Linked DNA regions of Mus musculus: regions 1 and 3 are each linked to region 2. Evidence: chromatin loops called from intact Hi-C (ENCODE). Cell type or tissue: heart. All regions are shown on one strand. Links, peaks and the distances in the headings refer to the core of each region. The heading gives the core; the rest is flanking DNA.

What was found. A loop is a pair of places that touch in the nucleus more often than their neighbours do. Peaks named below come from ENCODE experiments on the same cell type or tissue, not always from the same donor. Only the 100,000 strongest peaks of a DNase experiment are listed, where the experiment ranks them.
Region 1: it touches region 2 in a loop (2.2-fold over the local background); 2 of 42 quality-filtered maps call a loop at or near these places.
Region 3: it touches region 2 in a loop (9-fold over the local background); 40 of 42 quality-filtered maps call a loop at or near these places.

What each region holds. Positions count from the first base shown.
Region 1 is chr6:146,220,597-146,225,469 of GRCm38, reverse strand. Itpr2 (inositol 1,4,5-triphosphate receptor 2) reads left to right here. Exons shown (of 57, transcript NM_019923.4): 44 at 675-770; 45 at 1,339-1,461. Gm35596 (a long non-coding RNA gene) reads right to left here. Exons shown (of 5, transcript XR_378174.4): 2 at 1-79. Among named protein-coding and RNA genes, the nearest start is that of Gm35596, 3.3 kb to the right of the region's middle. In heart, for the core only: a CTCF peak has its summit at 2,526; a DNase peak (open chromatin) is centred at 3,329; H3K27ac peaks cover 1,591 bases.
Region 2 is chr6:146,269,411-146,274,283 of GRCm38, reverse strand. All of the region lies in intron 37 of Itpr2 (inositol 1,4,5-triphosphate receptor 2), which reads left to right. Among named protein-coding and RNA genes, the nearest start is that of Gm35596, 52 kb to the right of the region's middle. In heart, for the core only: CTCF peaks have their summits at 1,841 and 2,814; a DNase peak (open chromatin) is centred at 2,953.
Region 3 is chr6:145,828,433-145,833,305 of GRCm38, reverse strand. No RefSeq gene overlaps it. Among named protein-coding and RNA genes, the nearest start is that of Gm38927, 12 kb to the left of the region's middle. In heart, for the core only: no CTCF peak of the experiment used is centred there; a DNase peak (open chromatin) is centred at 2,975.

The DNA.
Region 1 (4,873 bases), core at 1,537-4,036, 49 kb after region 2:
ATATCTTAAGTAACAATACTTGAGATAATGTTTATAATTAATACAATGCAACACATCGGCAGCATAAACCGCTTCCATCCTTTATTAAGAGAATAGAGCAAAATGTTATTCTCTGACATACTGAATAATAAATGCCGTGAAATAAGCACACTATCAGCAAATCATTCTCTCTCTAACTCATGAATTTAATTTCATATATCTATTCTCAACAGTGACTCACACGTTTATGTGCAATTTCAGTATGCTACTAATATTACTACTTCATTTTTTAAATGGTTGTGCTAAATTCTCTAAGTTCTAGCCGTGTCTATAAAATGTCATTGATGCCTGTTCATCTGATTGTCTTATTAAAGTATCATTATAGAAATCTAACGGAGGAAGCACTAAAAGAAGCCATAGTTCTATTCAGTGTGGTGTGTAGCCACTTTCCCATTAAAAACACCTGTGATTTAAAATATCCTCCCATCTTTCATGACTTTTACTTTGTATCAACAATGAAGTAAATTAAAACCTTCTATTTTCAAATGTTAGTATGACAAAATAAAAATAAGTTTCAGCTTTCATCTGATTGAGAATATGAAAAGGGCTGTGTGATCTGAGTTCCCACCAATGCAGGGGATTTTTGACCTGTGCTGTGGACTTTGTATGTGCACTGACCCCGTCTTTGTCCTCAGAACAACGCCTCCAAGCTTCTGCTGGCCATTATGGAGAGCAGACATGACAGTGAGAATGCAGAGAGAATTCTTTTCAACATGAGACCCAGGGAACTGGTGAGAACACTTCTCCAGGCTATGGCAGTTGGGTGGCATCCACCCTGCTCTGACTGGGTTGGTAGGAGCAGGATGACTGGCACTGGGGAGCAGAAAACACGTAGTGAAGGCCCTTGTGACTCAGGATGGTGGATGCGCTAGGGTGTTGGAGTGTTGGATGCCCTGGAGCCAGAGTAGAGAACCTGGATGTGGGCGCTGGGAATTGACCTGGGGTCTTCTGCAAGAGCAGGAAGCACACTTAATCCTGAGCTATCAATCCAGCCTGATATATTTTAAGCACTTTTCTTAACTAACTTGCCATGCTCTACTTAGCTATATACAGATGCCTTTTGATATATGTTTATTGATGTTGATATATATATATATATCAACATCAATAAACAAATTTATTTATAGACATATTTTTTGGCCTTAGTTTAATGATTTCTGGGTATAGTTGGCTGTTAGCTTGGTGAGCTCAATTAGATTCGTGCATGGGTACACAGTGTTCATGATTAGACAACCTGAAGCATTGCCACCACCTTTCAGACTTTATTATTTATTTATTTATTTATTTATTTGTCTCTAGGTGGATGTCATGAAGAATGCCTATAACCAAGGCCTGGAATGTGACCATGGGGACGAGGAGGGAGGGGATGATGGTGTTTCTCCAAAAGACGTTGGACACAACATCTACATTCTGGCCCATCAGGTGCCATGTTTTTATCTGCATCTGTCTTGCTTGTCTGGCTATTGTGTCTCATGCCCACGACTTACTGTTTTATGTTTACAATCTGGTGCTCTGATTTATTCGGTGCCTGCCCTCCTAGGTTTCAGTTGGAGAAAATGCTAAGTCCTCAGCAGGGCTAGTCATGCAATTCAGGGTACACTAGGGAGCAATTGACAAGAGAAGGAGGCTCGGGCAGACGGCTTCTGACTAGGACTTCTGGCTAAGGAGGAGTTGAAAGGGAAAGGAGGCTTGGGCGGACGACTTCTGGGTCTGGAAGGAGTAAGCAGTCTCAAGCCAGAGCCGTAGGACAGGGAGGAGAGGCTTCTGTGGACGCAGAATGTGAAAGAATTGGGTATAGGTGCTCCACACCTTAGCCAGGGCTAGCCCAGCAGGGAGCTCAGTCCTAAATCACAGCTTGGCGAGCCTTTAATAGAAGTCAGTAAGTTTGCTCTTCACTTGACTATGACTGAAACTAAGACTTAGGTTTCTTCAGAGTAACGGTTTCCGTTCTGTTGTTTGTAAGTATCAATATTTGTTAGGAGTTACTTGATAAGCTCAATTCTACAAACACATTCAAATTTAAGCTTATATCCTCTAACTCAGGTTTAAAACTTAAAACTTTAAGTATGCACATAATGACTTGACTTTTGTCTCCAAGAGGCCCTATCAGTTTTAGAGAATAAAGTTCAGGTTTTTGAAAACATCTCAAACGTCCCAGCCACTTCCTCCCACCAGCCCCCTCTCCTACCTGCTTTCCCATCCATCTCTTCTGTTGATTAAGTAAACAATGATGGATGGAAGGTCAGATTCTGAACAGTTTTAAAGGTTCTTTAGTTTTAAAGGTTGCTCTTTGGACATTTCCTGTGCCCTTCTACCTTTGTGACCATCTAATGGGTATAAATTTGAATAATGTTTTTAAAAAGTCTTCAGGGAAGAAATCAGATTCTAAAAGCTACCAGCTCAGGTTGCTGCACTTTGGTGAAGCAGTTGATGCAGTGAGACACACGGGGTTCTCATAGACTGCCAGGACACAGACACAGGCCCACAGGGCGAGGGCGCTAAGTTACAGCTGCAGACATGGAAAGGCATGTTAGGTATCGAGGAACAAAAATAGAAGCTGACAGACAAGTTGAGGGAAGTAGAAAGATGGAGATTCAGGATGTGGGAAAGTCCTCTTTCAGAGAGAAAGAAAAGTCAGGTGATGGAGGCTGAGTCAAACTAGGGGGAAAAAAAAAGAACGAGAGAGAATAACCTTGAATGTGAACAGAAATAAATAAATCCCCAGATGAGAGTTAGCATCACGTAGCATGCCAGAAGTAATGCTGAGACACAGGACCACAGGAAGGAGGGAGTTGCCTTAGAGGCTGAGGCCAGTCAGGGGAGGAGGCAGAGATTAGGGCAGAGCAGGGACTAGAATTGCTACATATTCTTCCTGGGCAGTGGGTCCTGCCCCATCTGTGGTGGCTGTCTCTTGGCATGTGTGAGTAGCATCATGCATCAAGCAAACTTGAAGTCTGAGGACACCGGCATAGGAGTGGACATCAAACCTGAGAAAAGATCGTGTTAGGTCAGTTCCATCTTAGTAGGGAAGAGCAGAAAACACAACTAAAGAATGGGTCTTAGCTCGAAGAGAACACACAACTAAGAAGCAAGTGTGAAGTTCACTGATCCCAATGAATTGGGGCAGTCAGAGAGGTCAGAGAGGAAGTGAGGAGGTGGCAGATGCGGAAACAGCCAGGGTCCTGCAGAGGGCTTTGTAAAAACTTCCCCCAAGCAAAACTTTGGCAAAGCAGTAGTTCACAGGGCAATGAGGGTATGCCACATCACACAGCTACATGAAGGAAGCCAGGCTTCCGGACAGAGAGAGGACCAGGCTGAGTAAGGGAGGAAGTGGGTTGTGAGCTGCTGAACACATCAGCCCCGTGCTTTATCTGAGTCCACAGAGGTCCTTTTAGAAAGTCGTCGTCGTCAGGGTGAACTCCCGACATGGACATCGTGCAGGCTCCATTCTGTTGTGTGTAGCCGATGGTACAGCTGGCTGCTTCTTTCATTTAGAGAAATAGGAAATCATTCCCTCTTCGGCATGTGCCACTTTCCTTATGGAGTTAATTCCACCACTGGTTTTCCATGAAAAGATTAGCAACTTTCACCGACCTTGGGCTCTTTTGATTCTTACATGAGTGGACCCTGTTGCTTGCTTTAGGCTGGGACATTGTATTTGGTTTTCTGGTCAGCCGTGTTCCCTGTGAACCTACTATGTAAACGTCTTCCGCGCATGCAGAGAGTGCAAGCCGGGCAGCTGTTTCTCAGGAGGGGCTGTGGATGGGTCCTGCCTGTGCAGCTTTCCTCAGAAGGTGGGAGCGGGACAGGAAGGCAGCTGATGACCTTGCAGATCTGTGGCTGCCTCTGCACAGCCCAGTCATTCGAGAACTGAACCGCAGCTCCCTCCTCGGTTACCATAATCACCTTTCACACAGACAGTTTATTTTGGTGCTCTCAGACTTTCGGGTTTTGTTGCTAATGCTTTTCATGGCAGGGACGCGGTTCTGCTTCTCAGCCTAGACAACCCCCTGGGCCCTTCCTATGGTCAACTTTACAAGAAACAAATAGTGCTTCCTGTAAGTGTCTTGTCTGATCTACATAAAACTATTAATATATCACAAAGGGAAATTCTTCAGCTTTGATTCTGCAGTGTCCTGCTGTGAATTTCTTTACCACCCCGCAGCCCTCCCTGCCTTTAGGGCTTGTCTGTGCACTGGTCTCCATTTTCCTGTTTCCACCCATCCCTTCTCTCCTTGGGATTTCTTTTGGAAACAGTTGTTACGACTGTCTAGGGCATTTCTCATTCCTCTGTCTACTTCATCATGTCTTAAGCCACATCACCTCTCTGGCTTCATCGGGCAACTTGTCTGCTCTTGTCTGAGTCTCTTTACTTGACTCTTGGCTGAAATAAGATGTATATGAAGAGGGCTGGGTGTCATGGCCCATGCCTCTGTAATCTCAGAACTCAGGTGGCTGAGACAAGTGGACAGCTGTGAGTTCCAGGCCAGCCTAAGCTTTAGCATGAGACCCTGTTTCAAACCACAAAATAACAACATAAGAGGAATAAATGAAGAAATGTTAGATGCTTTGTGGGCAGGAAGATGTGTTAAATAGAAAACCAGAAGAAAACAGGAATAATGCTCACTTTAATTGGTTACATGGAAATCTTCTCAAAATGAAAGCTTTAATTTTTTTCATGAGCATTTTTCTGAATCAATAAATGGCCTTTGAAAATGTAATTTTAATATCTGCATAATTAGGCATCATTTGAATGTACTGTAATTTATATAATCACTTGTTATTGTTAAGCATTTGGTTTCCTAATATAATTGATATTATAAATTGTGCTGTG
Region 2 (4,873 bases), core at 862-3,361:
CCTTTTAGTGCCCCACAAGGGTTTTCTGTTACTGGTCAAGAGGAATTCACATTTCTTACCAGATTCCATAGGGCCCAGCATTCCGTCGAGCATCCCAGCCTCTCTCTCCTGTGTGACTGTCCCGTGGTCACATGTCCTCTCTCTTTCTTCATTGGTGCTTTTTACATTGTCTGTTCCTTTTGCCTGGAATGCTGTTCCTATTGTAGTCCGTGTGCCTGGTTGCTTCTTTAGAGTCACATCCAGTGCCTCTCAGGGTGAGCCTATCAGACACAGCTCCTCACTTACTGTCTGTCTTAGCGAGTTTCAGAGGATGTCCCTTCTGGATCACTTCTGTTCTTGTAGTTATGTGTTTCCTCAATGACAGTGACTTTTATGAGACTAAGAACCCCGTGCGTTTCTTTGACTGCAATGTATACAAAGTGTCCTGGACTCACCTAAGCCAATGAAGAATGTAGATTCTATGATGAGAAAGAGGACAGAGCAGTCTGCATGAGGCGGAGAGCAAGGAGCTGGAGACTGTTTGGTACTGCAATGGGAGCCAAGACTCCTGATTCATGGATGATGAATCCCAGCAGGAATGTTGACAGCGATGGACTCAGAAGCTGGGTTCTGGGTCTGGCAGGGTTATACTGGTCTAACTAGGTATAAATTGTGTCCCATGAATGGCTCAGGAATGGAGAGAGAAATGACACTTTGAAGACTTAATTCTTATTGCTTTATGTATAGAGGTGTCTTGCTTGTATGCGTGTATATGTACCATGTGTATGCAGTACCTGTAGAGTCCTAAAGAGGGCATGGCATCCTGGGAACTGGAGTTACAGAGGGTACCCAGCCACCCCGTGGGAGCTGAGAGTTGAACCCAGGCTCCTGAGCAAGAGTAGCCAGTGCTGTTAACCACTGAGCCGTTTTTCCAGGCCCATGAGAAGAGCTAATTTTAAGAAGTAAGTCTTATAGGCCTTAGGGTCACGGAAAGAGAAATATCCTAGAAGATGGGGATCACTGCCTAGGATGGAGCACAGGCAAACGTATGCACACACCATGCTCAGGATACAGTTTGCCGTGTGTTGAGTTTCCTGTTTGTGAGGTATGGAGGCTTGTTTCTGTCATCCTGGAGTATAGATTTGGAGAGTTCAAACTATCTTCCCAAGGTATGATAGTCAAGGCTGTGAGAGTGGAATTCATCCCTGAACTTACTGGCTTGGGGGTTTTGATGAGAGCTGGCTCACTCTTTGAGGTGTACCTGATGTGATGACGTTGGTGAGCAATACCCAAGACAGTGAGGTCCGTGGAAGAGGACTGTAGCTGTCCAGACCGGAACTTCTGAGATGTATTTGAGATATATCTGATCAAGGATAACTTTGTATGTCTGTCATAAAACCCAAACTAAAATGTATCAGACAGAAGGTATAGAAGAGAGGGCGTGGAGACCTGGGCTTTGGAAAGCTTTGGTGATGGGCAGGCCATAGGGACTTGAGGATGCTGCTCTCTTGCTGGTCCCTGTCTTCATGGCTCACCTCCTGGTAGCAATATTTACATTGAAATCTTTTGAAAATCACTTACTATAGTGGGTGCTGTGGAGGAGGACAACTTTGTGAGTGAGGCTGGATTAAGCTTAGGTTTGAACCAGGCTTACTTGCCTATCTTGTCAGGCCTGGATTCATTTTTTAAGCATAAATTATTTGCACAAACTAATAGCATTATTTGTGACATACTTCTGAGTGTCTATAACATATTTTGGTTGCTCCAACTTCAACACCTGTGTATATGGCCTCCCTGCCTCCTTAGATGTCAGTGGGCAGACCATAGAGCAGGGCTACAATTGAGATGCAATATCACAAGTTACCAGTAGGCGTCACTGTTCCATAAATGATGTCTCTTGGAGTAGCTGAGTACAAACCTTTAAATTATATAAATGTTTTCATTTCTTCTCATTGATACTTTGAATTCTCACTATATAATTTTAAATATTCAAGCCAGGTGAGATCAAAACTGTTTCTACCTAAATCTAGTTCAGGTTTTATTCAGAATTCTAGTCATTGGTGTTATTTTAAACAACTCTTCCCCTGTTTAATTTTAGCTACTGTAATATTAAATCGCTTCCTTCGGTATTACTTTGGTATTTAATAAAGACATAGGTGCATCTTGGAATCCTGAAAAACACATGTTTGTCACTTCTTCTGTGTGTTTGTGGGTAGTCTCTGCTTTCTCTTCATGTGTCAAGTTCATACCATCGCAGGTTGCCTGCCAAGCTCTTGTTTTTGAAAATAGCAGGCACACATTGATTGCTTTATACCTGGGTTCAGGATCTTTGTATGTAGATAGACTTTTTTTTTAGAATGAGAATTCGAATACAGAAAAGGATAGGTGTCCATTTGGCATTCAGTGCTTTTTCACTAGGGCCCAGCATTAGCATAAGAGAAGGCCTGGGGGTGCGTAGATGCTCAGTCACATTCACCACACTCATGTGAGCTCAGCGTTAACAGAGTAGCATCACCAGGAAACTAGATATACTCATGATATCTCATGATAGTGCGTGTTCTGTCCAAGCGCTGGGAACAAACCATGTGTGTCTGGAGTTAGTTGTTCCTTGGGGCTCACATTTGGAGAAACACTTATGATTGACAATTGGTTATACTTACTATAACATCTTAAATAAATTATCCCAATGTAGCCACAATCTAAAAGTTTATTTGAAAGGGCAGGGGGAGAGTTGTACAGTGTACATTTGACACCTGCTTTTGCTGTGGCTTGTGGTGACTTCTGTCCTGATATGATCTGTATACAGTGTGATCACTTTTAAAAAAGACCTCTCCCTACTGGTAGGCAGGAAACCGTGTCTTGTGTTCACTGCCAAGAAAGTCCCCAGGCACATGACAACACATGTGTACACTGCATATCAGAGCTGCAGGGTGTGGTTGGAGGAGACACGGACGGCTGAGCCACTGAGGCGGCTCTGCCAGCAGCAGCCTGTGGTTATGTAACTCCTGCAGTGTCTGGCGCTGTGCTTCACTGGAGACAAGTCACGTGCTGTGCAATGCCATTGCCTGAAATTCAGTTGCTCTGAAGGATCCGTGAGTCTGCGTGAGAGAAGCTTTGGCCGCTCTGTACTAGAAAGCAGATGTTGATCGGCTGCACATAACTGATGAGTGTGCACACTAATTCCAGCAAGGACATTTGCTGTCTGTCTGTCTGTATCTCATTATGCTCCTGAAGAGAGAAAATTAAGTATTATGTAATACGGACAAATAATGAAGTGGAGGGAAGCAACTCAGTCCTCCTCACTAGAAAAACTTGTCCCACATCACTTAAAAATATTTTTATGATGATTCAGCAATTAATGCAACAACAACAACAACTATTCCTACTACTACTACAAAAGTAACATACTGGACATTATTTTTGGGAATTTGTGTAGGTAGCAACCAGTATTTTCCCCCAATGCGTGGTCTATGAAGGAAAAAGGAAATTTGCAAATTTTAAGGAACATTAGTGAGAAAAAATTAAATTATGAGTTCAAGTGGACTTTTCTTTTTAAAAGATTTTTATTTTATCTTTGTTTGTGTATGTGCATCTGCATATGCAGGTATCCACATGGGCCGTGGAGGGTGCCAGACCCTTGGGGCCTTTGTCCTTGTGGGGCCATCTTTCCGGCTCTTCAGATAACCTAGAAGGTTATCTGAAGTTAGAAACTTTGGGCAGATTTTACTTTCTTTGTGAGAGTTGTGGAATTGGGACCAGTCAGAAATTCACCCTTATTATATGGCTGAGACTTCAGATTGCATCTCTCAGAAGGAGATCTGGAGTCTGCAGGAAGGCAGCGGTCGGTCGGTGTAGGGAGAGAGGCTGAGGGTTCATTTATCTTCCCTGGGGCCTCACAGAGAACCCAGAATACAGCCAACTTGGGCTCAGCTCTCCTGACCGCCTCTGGCTTCCTGCCTGCAGGATTTCAGCAGTCAGACCGATGCTAATGGCTGTGAGTAGAAATCAAAGGCCCTGAAGCCCAGACTCAGTCCACTCTGCTGTGTCAACAGGGATTAGCTGTTCAGTTCTGTGATTTTGGGTAGGTTCCTCTTAAACTGTAACAAAACCAATGTTGTTCATTTTTTTCCCTCTTGCAAAAGGTCTTTTTATTTTTCTCTTATTCGTTAAAACCTCCGGATGGGAGTTTGTTGAAATCCCCATTTTTATTCCAACCTTATCGTACATATGTGGATTCTGCGTGTTGTTTTCTAACACACTCAAAATGAGATTATAACAATCAGCTCTTTCATAGATGATCTGACTTAGGCGGGACATTCGACACACGTGTGTGATTTACTTTCCTGTCAGCAGAATGCATGTTTGTAGGAGGCATGATCGTTCCACTGGACCAAAGGGTAGCAGGGCAGGGTTAGGCTGCTAGTGGTGATGGGATATGGGTTTCAAACAGACCATTGAGTGTTTCACATGTCTGTGCAAGTGGTCCACACCAACAGTGTGCGAGCGGTTCACACCCACGGCTGCAATTTAGGGCAATGCTGATTAATTATCCTTGGGATGCGGGTCCCAGGAGGTCTGCTTTTGATTTAATTTATCTAATATTCATGTGCATGTGTCTGGTGCACATGTGTGTATATGCATGTTTGCATGTGTGTGGTGGACTCAGGCTTGCATGGGTGCATGCGGAGGCTGGAGGTTGATATCAGGAATCATCCCAGCTGCTCTTTCATACCAGACACAGGTTTCTCAGCCAGACCCGGAGCTCTCCCGAAAAGGCTAGTGTCTCTCAGCTTGTCCTGGGGGTCCCCTCTGCCTTCTGAGGTTGTAGTTACAGCTCACCTGCCACACTTGTCTTCCCGAAAGAGTCTAGGAATCCAAACTCCAGCCCTTACAC
Region 3 (4,873 bases), core at 1,537-4,036, 440 kb after region 2:
TGTGCAAACAGAGAAGAAATGAGAGGGAAGAGCGAGATCTAAGTATAGCAATGAGCAGAGAGTGTGGAGCTCAGACACAGTGACATTCTCAGAGGTGACAATGAGAGCACGCTGGAGCTTAAGAGACAGAGAGACGTCTCCTTGGTTCCTGTTCACAGTTGCTGCTCCTGGGGAAACTGCTCCAGATAGATGTGTGACATGTGTGCTCAGAATCTCCGGGAGCCAGAGCCGACTCAGTTCTACCAGCTGAGCTGTGGATGGCAAGAGAAACAGCAACTGTGCTCAACAGCTAACCTGGCAGAGCGGAGCACCCGGAAAACTGAGTGACTGTCCCCAGAATCCAAGGACCAGGGATATAGCTCCTGGTGGGTACGTGTGAGCATGTGATGTCTGACACCCTGACATCACACTCTCTCCCCAGCTCACCTGTAGTTGTGTTCCAGAACTTCTCAAATCTATTCAAACCACGCTAAAAATACTTCGTGCTTATATGTAGAGTAGTGAGGGATTGTTAAAGGTCAGAAGAGGCTGAAGACAATAATTTTACTTCCTTTCTTGTATGAGGCAGGACCCCAGGTAGCCAAGGCTAGCCTTCAATTCCCAATTCTGAATGCTGAGATTATAGGCAAGTGCCACATTCGATAATTCTTTGTTTTGAGGTCTGGTCCATGTACCCTAGAAGCTTAACAAACCTGCTCCCTCCGGGTCTTTAAATTAATCACATCTGACCAACAATGAGTTTGATGAGCAGATCATCATACGGTTGCGTTTGTAGAGTGCTGATATTTGTTGTATGTGAGGTGATGACATTAACTAATAACCTGTCTATTGACCTATCACATCAGAGTTTACAGTGAGACATTTGAAGCACGCGCCTTAGCTGTTTACCTCTGACTGCCCTGCTGTCCCCTGAATTGTCAGGAGTATTCCTGATGTCAAGCTCATGCTATGTACTTGGCCCAAATCTGAACCCTTACCCCAATCCACTCTGCTTCCTCCCAGCTGCTATGCAAGTCTGTACTTCTGAATCTGAAGACACACACACACACACACACACACACACACACACACGCAGAAACAAGCCCTTACATACACACACATACACACATATACACATTCACACACACATATAAACACTCACACATATGCACACATGCACACAAACATACATACACACATACACATGCACACACATACATACACTCAGACATATACACACTCATACATGCATACACACACTCACACACATATACACACTCATGTACACATAAACACACATACATACACACCACTCCTAAATAAGAATATGGATACTTGTCTTTTTGTCTGAATTATTATTTATTATTATTATTATTAAGTATAATGTCCTCCAGGTTCATTTGTGTTGTCACAAATAACGAATTTCTTCCTTTGTAGAACAGAGTAATAGGTCATCATGTGTATGTGCATGCATGTGCACACTGCAAGTGTGTGTGTGTGTGAGATCCCACATGGCTGTTGTGAAGTGTGTTGCAGTAGGCATGGGTGTGGTTATCCCTTCGACACAGTGACGTTCACCTTTGGTGTAGACCCCAGAGAGGCATGCTGGCTCCATGTGGGATTCCCATGCTGTTATCCAGGATGTCTGTGTGGCTTTCATGCTCACCAGTGTGTGCCAGGAGCCCCTTTCTCCACACTCACTATTGTCACTTCTGTCTTGTTTGTCTAATTTGTTGGGGTTGTTTTTGTTTGTTTGGTTTTTTTTGTTTTTTTTTGTTTTTCCCATGAACCTGGAGACTGCTCACATGATTTGCAAATTGTCAGAGTCCTTGGCCCACTTTAAAAATGGCAATGCTGTCTTCTTGCCACTGAGTTATCTCACCACCATATTAAAGGGAAATAATGCCTCCAGTTTCTGGGACCACCAAAGACAGCTCTGGGAATTTCTGCATGTCCCCTGGTTTATGGAACTGCTCTATTTGAGAGCCACTAACTCGGGTAGAAAGATGCTCTCTCTTAAGTGTTGTCTCGGAGTCTGGAGTCAGAAGTGGTTTCTTATTGTGCTGTCTTATGGAACTTTAAATCTACTTTTAATAAAATTCTTACTTGGGTATTTTGTTGGATCACATGAGTACAGTATTCCAAGCTGTCTTTGGGAACACTCGAGCCCTGGGTGATGCTGCCCTCTGCCCTAGCTTTGTAAGTAACCCCCTGTGGTGGTTAATATTGCCATCTTTACAGGATCTGGGAGATAGACTTCTGGGTGTGTCTGTAAGGGAGTTTCTGGGTAGCGTTAAGGGGTAGACTCACCTCAACCATGGTTAGCACCATGCTGTGCTCTGGGTCCTAGACCAGATAAAAAGAAGGAAGTGTGCTGAGCATCAGCGTTCATCTGGCTCAGATTCCTGACTGCAGATACAGTGCGAACAGTAGCTCATACGCTCCGTGCCCACCCCACCCCACCGTGACAGACTCTCGACCCGCCTTGCCTTCCATAAGTTGCTCTTGCCAGACATTTTGTCATAGCAACCAGGGAAGTAACAGACAGCCCTGCCTTTGTAAACATTCTCATGTGACACTCTGACGCTCCAGTGTTCCCAGCCAGTCGGTGTCTGTCACCCTAACCCTGGCAGTGTCCCTCAAAGCCTCTACTACAAAGTGTTCACACTTGATTATAGTGACCTCTGCAGCATGGGTCAAATTCATAGTAGGTTAAAAAAAAAAAAAAGAAAAGAAAGAAACCACCAATTACTACAAGACCTTACAGAAACACTAATTTTACATTTGAAGATTCTACAAAATGTGACGTCCCGTTGCCTCAGAGACACTCAGTGACATATTAGCCTATAAAACACGCTCACTGCTGTTTCTTCACTGGTAAAGGACCCATTTAGGTCCTTGGCATAAGAAGAACATCCTCTTTCAGAATCAATGATTCTTGCAAGCAGTTCCCTTCCTGGGTATGGAGGCCCGCCTTTGCTCCGATCGGTTCACCTAGCTTCGCAGCACCGGCCAGTAGACTGGCGGTGGCTGCTGCCCCCTAGTGTATAGTTATTAGCTACTGCAGGCACTGAGTTCTTGAATCACCCAGGGAACCTTATGAATGGAAAATAAATGAAGTAATAAAAATAATGGAGACATTTACAATGTCTTAGTCTTTCAGAATGAGTACTTAGAACACTTTTCCAACAATTTCTGAGAGGAATGGCTGTTAAATCTGTCTGTCGCTCTGCCTGCCTGCCTGCCTGCCTGTCTCTCCTCTCTGTTTCTTTCTGTTCTCCTCCCTCTCCCTCTCCCTCTCTCCCTCCTCTCCCCTCTCCCTCTCCCTCTCCCTCTCCCTCTCTCTCTCCCTCTCTCCCTCCTAGCTTTTTTTCCAGTTCTAGTCAGCCATGTAGTTTACAGGACTCAGTGCTGACAGAAAAGGAAATTGTGACAGTGACAGTATGAATTGCCCTGACTTCTCTCTGCTCGCCACGTTTTAATATTGGCAGTTTCAAATGCGAATCTAGGAAAAAAAATTAAATATTAAATCAATTTACCCATCTTATATAGTGCCAATCAATGTGAAAAGAACAGCAAATGAACTCTCATGACAAGCAGAGAGAAGTGGGCCAGAGGGGGCTCCACCCCCGTCACCTTTGGCCTCGCTCGATAGCTTCAGCATACATGGCTGGCAAAGAGATGGGAGTAATGGAGGGCATGTCAGGACCTCTCAGCCTCCTGTTTCCCGGGCCAGGGTGTTGTGTCACTGTGAGTCCAGGTTCTATGGGAGCCGATGGCTTTCCCACAGTGACCTCACCCCTGAAGCCTGCTGTTCTGTGGTACTGGGACATCGAGAATTCGGCATGTAGACAAGAAGTAAGGAATAGCAGATGTGTGCTGGTCACGAAGGTCACCTCTGCTCTTGCTCATGGCCCTGTGTCCCAAGAGACTTCCTTTACAAAGTACAGATGGGATGATGAAGAGTCCTGTGATGGTGGCAGGTGACTAGTGACGCCAGAGCAGGGCCTTCTGAGGGCCTTGCCTAGGGGTAGAGGTTGTGTGTCTGTGACCCGGATCCCAGGGAGCCGAGTCTGTTCCATGAAATACAATCAATAGTTGATGCCCTTCGCTTGGTGTCCATCCGTTCAAAACAGGAATACTGACTGTAGCTGGCTGGGACAGGGCGGTGGGGGTTTTGTCCCTGTCCAGCTAATGGTCAGAAGTTATTCACGTGCCAGGCAGGGGCAGGAATAGAGGAACTCACTCTGTGGCTGGAGCCATAAGACTATGTCCTGGACTCCACAACACCCTGAGTGTGTTCTAGCTCAAGTAGTGTCACCACGTTCGGGTGGAGGAAAAGTGACTAAATGCTTGCCATAGTTTTATTTATTTATTTATTTATTTATTTATTTATTTATTTATTTATTTAGTGGGGCTGGACACAATGTAGATCAGGCTTGCCTACTCTTGAGATCTGCCTGTCCGTGCTTGCTAAGTGCCTGGATTTAACAATGTACACCACCATGCCCGCATTTTACTGCAGAGTCCCCTACTACATAGAAGCCCAAAAGACTCTTTAGCTCAGACACACTGAGGCAAATGGGAGGTCACCGTCAAAGTTCACTGGTTATCGAGAAGAGAAAAGCTCCAGGGTTTGTTCAGCTTAACTTCCTAGCAAGCATAACTCCACGTACCCTATATGAGCAAGGAGGATATTCATGGAAAAACTGTAGCTAATTTTATCAAAGACTCACTGGGCACGCATGTGTGCAGTGGATAGAGCCCTGAGGATTGCTGTGAACGCAGGGAGCAGGGCTGAGGGTGTGGGGTGGAGCTGTCTCCTTCCCACTGAGTTTGGTACCATACAGTAACATACAGTACATACAATACAAGTAACATACAGAAAACAAGA